Regions from separate parts of the Homo sapiens genome. Here region 2 is linked to region 1. Evidence: chromatin contacts called from ENCODE Hi-C or POLR2A ChIA-PET data. All regions are on one chromosome and are shown on one strand. Each heading gives the region's core, a stretch centred on a gene start or an enhancer-like site at or near the end of the contact. The rest is flanking DNA. Distances are from core to core; before and after follow the strand shown. Region 1 has its middle 76 kb from the start of HECTD1. Region 2 overlaps HEATR5A (HEAT repeat containing 5A).

Evidence for each region. Hi-C counts contacts between places; a loop is a spot of excess contacts on that map. ChIA-PET counts read pairs that join two places held with the same protein, here RNA polymerase II (POLR2A). Pooled maps may share reads with other maps.
Region 2: a pooled map shows a loop between it and region 1 (2.3-fold over the local background). The contact joins two enhancer-like sites. A Hi-C loop is called at or near these places in 2 of 50 pooled maps. POLR2A ChIA-PET finds 5 or more read pairs at or near these places in 2 of 52 experiments (HCT116 and activated naive CD4-positive, alpha-beta T cell).

What each region holds. Positions count from the first base shown.
Region 1 is chr14:31,281,869-31,285,297 of GRCh38, forward strand. No RefSeq gene overlaps it. Among named protein-coding and RNA genes, the nearest start is that of HECTD1, 76 kb to the left of the region's middle. Within about 2 kb of position 1,808, at least 2 of the 41 ENCODE cell types and tissues checked have a DNase peak (open chromatin) inside an H3K27ac peak, as active enhancers do.
Region 2 is chr14:31,376,461-31,379,889 of GRCh38, forward strand. The region is part of intron 11 of HEATR5A (HEAT repeat containing 5A); the gene reads right to left. Among named protein-coding and RNA genes, the nearest start is that of HEATR5A, 42 kb to the right of the region's middle. Within about 2 kb of position 1,731, at least 2 of the 41 ENCODE cell types and tissues checked have a DNase peak (open chromatin) inside an H3K27ac peak, as active enhancers do.

The DNA.
Region 1 (3,429 bases), core at 558-3,057:
GGAGGAAACCTTGTGAAGATGGAGGCAGAGACTTGGAGTTATGGCGCTAGAAGCCAGGGAATACCTGGAACACTAGAAGCTAGAAGAGGCAAGAAAGAATTCTTCCCTAGGGCCTTTGAAGTGAGCCTAGGCCTTGATTTCAGACTTCTGGCCTCCAGAATGGGGAGAAAACAAAATTTTGATTGCATAAAGCCATTGGATTTATGGTAGTTTGTTACAGCAGTCCTAGGAAACTAAAACAGACACTTTTAAATGCTTATAGAAAAGATGATTATGGGCCAGGCATGGTGGCTCATGCCTAGCACTTTGGGAGGTGGAGGTGGCTAATCACTTCAGGTCAGGAGTTTGAGATCAGCCTGCCAACATGGTGAAACCCCTCTCTAAAAATACAAAATACAAAATTAGATGGGCATGGTAGTGCACGCCTGTAGTCCCAGCTACTCAGGAGGCTGAGGCAGGAGAATCACTTGAACCTGGGAGGTGGAGGTTGCAGTGAGCCGAGATGGTGCCACTGCACTCCAGCCTGGGCAACAAAGCGAGACTCAGTCCCCCGCCCCCCCCAAAAAATCCAGCCGTTCCTGAAGTCGTCACATGCCCTATCATACCTCAAAAGAAATTGCTTTGATTGGACGCGGCGTCTCACACCTGTAATCCCAGCACTTTGGGAGGCCGAGGCGGGCGAATCACCTGAGGTCAGGAGTTTGAGACCAGCCTGGCCAACATGGTGAAACGCCATCTCTACTAAAAATACAAAAATTAGCTGGGTGTGGTGGTGCATGCCTGTAATCCCAGGTACTCGGGAGGCTGAGGCAGGAGTATCACTTCAACCCAGGAGGCGGAGGTTGCAGTGAGCTGAGATCGTGCCACTGCACTCCAGCCTGGGCAACAGAGTGAGACTCCGTCTCAAAAAAAAAAAAAAAGAATTCATAACTACTCCATTATTCACACAATGAGATACGCTAAATAGGTTATCAAGAAAAAACAATGAAAACTTCCAATCTTTTAGAATAGAATGGGCTGGGCGAGGTGGCTTACACCTGTAATCCTAGCACTTTGGGAGGCCGAGGCCTGCAGATGGCTTGAGCCCAGGAGTTTGAGACCAGCCTGGGTAACACGGTGAACATTAGCCACCATGCCTGGCTAATTTTTATACTTTTAGTAGAGACAGTGTTTTGCCATGTTGGCCAGGGTGGTCTCAACTCCTGGTCTCAAGCAATCCACCCGCCTCAGCCTTCCAAAGTGCTGGCATTACAGGCATGAGCCACCATGCCCAGCCTATGGCTTCTTATTTGCTCAAAAAATACAGAATTCTTGAAATAGTAAGAATCATTTTTAAAATGTTTTTTTGAAATATGCTGTCTGCTTAAAGGGTGATATGTGCCCATCTCTACAAAAAATTAGCTAGACATGGTGATGCACGCCTGTAGTCCCAGCTACTCAGGAGGCTGAGGTGAGAGGATCACTTGAGCCTAGGGAGGTCAAGTCTGCAGTGAGCCATCATCATGCCACTGCACTCCAGCCTGGGCAACAGAGTGAGATCCTGTCTAAAAAAAAAAAAGAATTGTTCTAAATGGTTTAGGCATGTGCTTTCCTAGAGACAGGATCTAGGGTGATTTCTGGAAGTCCCAGTACTGTTAAGAATATAAATCTATCAACTAAGGGAACATATTCATTGTAGAAAATTCTACAAATTTTTTATACATCATTGAGAATCACAATGATCACACTATTATTGAAAAGAGAAAGCATCTGCAATGAAAACTGTAGCAAATGATGATAACTACAGCTGACTGCAGAATAGGAAGTGGAGAATAGGAACCACTTCTCATCTGATGTTGACTCACAATTGATCTGTTGACCACTGAAACAAAAGCATTTCCATAATTTAGAAAATCTATTTTTAAGGAGCTTTTGTGTTTAAACAAAGATCTAGATGATGTGTTTCTAGTACTTGACACCACTAGAGAGGGAAAGGATGTGGGAAGCCCAGTTACCCTGGCAATTCAGAGAGTGGTGAGCACTCCTCCAGCATTTGAATATAAAACAGAAGGCCCAAAACTTTCCCAAGAAAGCAGTAATTAACAGAGAAAACAGTGGGACTTATAGAGTTCATTGTTCAGCCGAGGCCATCAGTTTTGGTTGCACATGCACGTTTTCTTTCTGGGGCCACTTGTACTTCCTCCAATAATAGCACTAGCAAAGCTGCTTTTGCTGTGTCACCGGCATACTTTGCTGTTAAAAAATCTCATTTGTTTTGTTCTTTCTTGGAATATTTTATAAAGCAGTCTGCTATTTCTGACATGTGTGTGTGTTTCTGTGTCTTGTGTCTGTTTTTCTGCTTATAAAGTTTTTTGGCCTGTAGGTATTTTTCCAGGAAAAAGATTAAATTTTGATCCAATTAAGCAAAAACATTGTCAACAGCACTTTTTCATTGGCAGCAATGACCTCTTTTTTCATTTTTATGTTTTCATTTTTTTGACACAGTCTTGCTCTGTCTCCCAGTGGCGCGATCTCAGCTCACTGCAACCTCCACCTCCCAGGTTCAAGTGATGCTCCTGCCTCAGCCTCCTGAGTAGCTGGGACTACAGGCATGCACCACCTCGTCAGGTTAATTTTTGTATTTTTTTGTAGAGACAGAGTTTCACCATGTTGGCCAGGCTGGTCTTAAACTCTTGGCCTCAAGTAATCCACCCACCTCGGCCTCCCGAAGTGTTGGGATTACAGGCGTGAGCCACCGTGCCCAGCCTATGACTTCTTACTATCTCAAAAAATACAGAATACTTGGAATAGTAAGAATCATTTTAAAAATGTTAATTTTTTGAAATACACTCTCTACTTAAAGGATGATATGTGGACACAGGAATTTTCCTCAAGTAGACTGTGGAATTATAATTTTATAATGCCCCAGTTGATAGCGCAGGAGTCCTAACAAAAGAGAAAAACAATTAAAGGAAGCTACACTTTTCAATTTATGCAACCTGGATTGTATTTGTGGTCTATACTGGATATGTTCCAGTTCTATATCACAATACAAAATTTCCTCAAAGCTAACTAGCCCAGACATCAATTAAATAGGCTGGTAAACAGATAGGCCAACATGGGTATAATTCATTAATTGATCACTGCCAGCCAGCCAGCCGTTAGATAACTATATTTCTAGCAAACAGAGATAATTTCTCCTGAATAATTGAGGTCTTGCAAGAGTTAACAAATTAGGCTGGGTGTGGTGGCTCATGCCTGTGATCCCAGCACTTTCGGAGGCCTAGGCGGGTGGATCACTTGAGGTCAGCAGTTCGAGACCAGCCTGGCCAACATGGTGAAACCCCGTCTCTACTAAAAATACAAAAATTAGCTGGGCGTGGTGATGGGCACCTGTAACCCAGCTACTTGGAAGGCTGAGGCAGGAGAATTGCTTGAACCCAGGAGGCT
Region 2 (3,429 bases), core at 481-2,980, 95 kb after region 1:
TATGGTCTGACTGCCACTGCAACAGAACAAGATCCTTTCTTTAAATAAATAAATAACAATAATTATAATGTATCTAGCAAACACAACACACATACACGCACACTTTATGAGCCATCCACAGAAAGACAAGATATGGAGGAATCTGGAGATAAATCCAAGTTTTTTCATATGGCATCAGATAAACTGGGAAGTGTATCAAAAAAGGTTTAAGTGTGTAGCTTACATTCAAGGAATGAACATGTTTTGTGTTTACATTAGTTCATAGTGAAATAATGAAGAAAATTATAAATGGTAAAGGGAATGAAAAAAACAGAGAAGACATGTTTAAAATGCAAAGCAAAAATTAACAAAGCACTAAGATTGCTGTCTAAAAATCATTCCCAGCTGGGCACTGTGGCCCATGCCTGTAATTCAAGCACTTTGGAAGGGCAAGACAGGAGGATCACTTGAGCTCTGGAGTTCAAGATCAGCTGGGGAAACAGCAAGATCCCATCTCTACAAAAAAAATTTAAAAATTAGCTGAGTGTAGTGGTGTAAACCTATAGTCCTAGCTACTCATGAGGCCGAGGCAGGAGGACTGCTTGAGCCTGGCATTCAAGGCTGCAGTGAGCTATGATGGTGCCACTGTACTCCAGCCTGGGTAACATGGTGAGACCCTGTCTCTTAAAAAAAAAAAAAAAAAAAAAAATTCCATTTCCTACAAAAGGAATCAAGGCTCCTTGGAGAAACGGCTGATGGCAAGCCTAAGGCAGAAAATGTAGTGTAAAACCTGGGACATCTTGCATGCAAAAACACATTATCAAAGAATACTAGGTTCACGTTAAAAGGACAAATGAACCAACTTGAAGGGACTCCCAATGACCAAAGATGAGACAATTTGAGGATCGAAAGGAATAATGATCGCAAGTGATTAAAACATATAAATATATAAAATTCCATGAGCTCATAATGATACCTAAAAAAAAAACCTCACTGGTCCCCCCTGAAAGTTGCTATGATACTAACGCACTCTAAAAATTGATAATAGCCTGGGTGCAGTGGCTCACTCCTGTAGTCCCAGAACTTTGGGAGGTCAAGGAAGGCAGATTGCTTAAGTCCAGGAGTAACCTGCTTGAGTCCAGGAGTTTAAGACCAACCTGGGCAACATGACAAAACCCCATCTTTACAAAAAATTAGCCAGGCAGGGTGGTGCACACAGTCCCAGCTACTCAAGAGGCTGAGGCAGGTGGATCACCCGAGCCTGCGGAGGTCGAGGCTGCAGTGAATCATGATCGTACCACTGCACTCCAGCCTGGGTGACAGAGTGAGACCCTGTCTCAAAAAATAAATAAGCAAATGAATAAGAATAAAAATAGATAATAAAGGGAAAGAATAGTTAAGAAAAATGAATAAAACCCAAGAAAACAAAGTAATTAAACAAAACCTTAATTAAAACTTTTAATCCCTTTTTGTATGCTGATTATGCATATGCCGTAAAATATGATGTACAGGAGAAAGGACTTCTTGTTGTCTTCCTCCAACACAATTAGCTTGTTTTAAAAGCTCTTGTTTATCAAAATGCATTTATTAGGTAGTTTATTTCCTCCTTAATTCACCAGGAACTTCAATACGGCAGGCATGAACACCCAGCAATAAGCAAATAAAAGCTTGACTACATTATTCCCAGCACACTGTGAAATGATGATCTATGCTTTGGTCTAACAAACACTTTCTGTAAAGGGGCAGATAGTAAACATTTGAGGCTTTGAGAGCCACATACTTCCTGTTGCAATTACTCAACTCTGCCACTGTACACCTAAAGGTCACAGACAATCCACAAACAAGTGTGGTTGTACACAAATAAAACTATGAATGCTGAAATGTGACTTTCACATGATTCTCATGTATTACAAAATATCTTTTTTCCCCAACCACTAATAAATATAAAAACTGTTCTTAGCTCACAGGCTGTATAATAAATATTGGTAGTAGGCCAAATTTGGCTCCTTGAAGCTAAACTTGATCTAGTCCAATAAATCTCTTTAATCATCTTAAGAACACTACTTGGCCAGGTGCGGTGGCTCACGCCTGTAATCCCAGCGCTTTGGGAGGCCGAGGCAGGTGGATCACGAAGTCAGCACATCGAGGCCATCCTGGCTAACATGGTGAAACCCCGTCTCTACTAAAAAATACAAAAAATTAGCCAGGTGTGGTGGTGGGCGCCTGTAGTCCCAGCTACTCGGGAGGCTGAGGCAGGAGAATGGCATGAACCCAGGAGGTAGAGCTTGCAGTGAGCCGAGATCGCGCCACTGCACTCCAGCCTGGGTGACAAAGTGAGACTCCACCTCAAAAAAAAACAAACAAAAAAAAAAAACACTACTTAAAGTAGTTCTTCATTTATGATTGTTTATTCTAATTTAAGCTCCTTTAGGTCAAATTACTTTATAGGTGTCAAAATGATTTATCGGCCAAATCAGGTCAGTTGCTTTATTTTATTATTATTTTTTATTTTTATTTTTTGAGACGGAGTCTTGTTCTGTCACCCAGGCTGGAGTGCAGTGGCATGATCTCAGCTCACTGCAACCTCTGCCTCCTGGGTTCAAGCAATTCTCCTGCCTCAGCCTCCCCTGTAGCTGGGACTACAGGCACATGCCACCATGTCTGGCTAATTTTTGTATTTTTTTTAGTAGAAGCAAGATTTCACCGTGTTGTTGGCCAGGCTGGTCTTGAACTCCTGACCTCAGATGATCCGCCCGCCTAGGCCTCCCAAAGTGCTAGGATTACGGCGTGAGCCACTGCGCCCGAACTATTCATTTTTTGTTTTATTTTGAGAGGGAGTCTTGCTCTGTCACCCAAGCTGGAGTGCAGTGGTGCAATCTCACTTCACTGCAACCTCCACCTCCTGGGTTCAAGCAATTCTCCTGCCTCAGCTTCCCGAGTAGCTGGGACTACAGGCATGCACCACCATGCCCGGCTAATTTTTGTATTTTAGTAGAGATGGGGTTTCACCTTGTTGGCCAGGCTGATCTTGAACTCCTGACCTCAAGTGATCCACCCGCCTCAGCCTCCCAAAGTGCGGGGATTACAAGCGTGAGCCACCATGCCCAGCCTCAGCCAGTTGTTTTATATCTAGCTATAACTTGTATGACAACAGAGACTTAAAATATAGGTGTGATAGAGTAATAAAATTAAGTTTCATTAGCACCATAAGACTGGGCAAAAAATAAATAAATAAAGTTTTCAGTGGCTCATGCTTATAATGCCAACACTTTGGGAGGCCAAGGCGGAAGGACTGCTTGAGCCCACAAGTTCGAGACGAGCCTGGGCAACATAGTGAGACCCCATCTCTACAAAAAAAATTTTTTTAAATTAGCCAGGCATGATGTTGCATGCCTATGGTCCCAGCTACTTGGGAGGCTTAGGTAGGAGGATCACTTGGGCCCAGGAGGT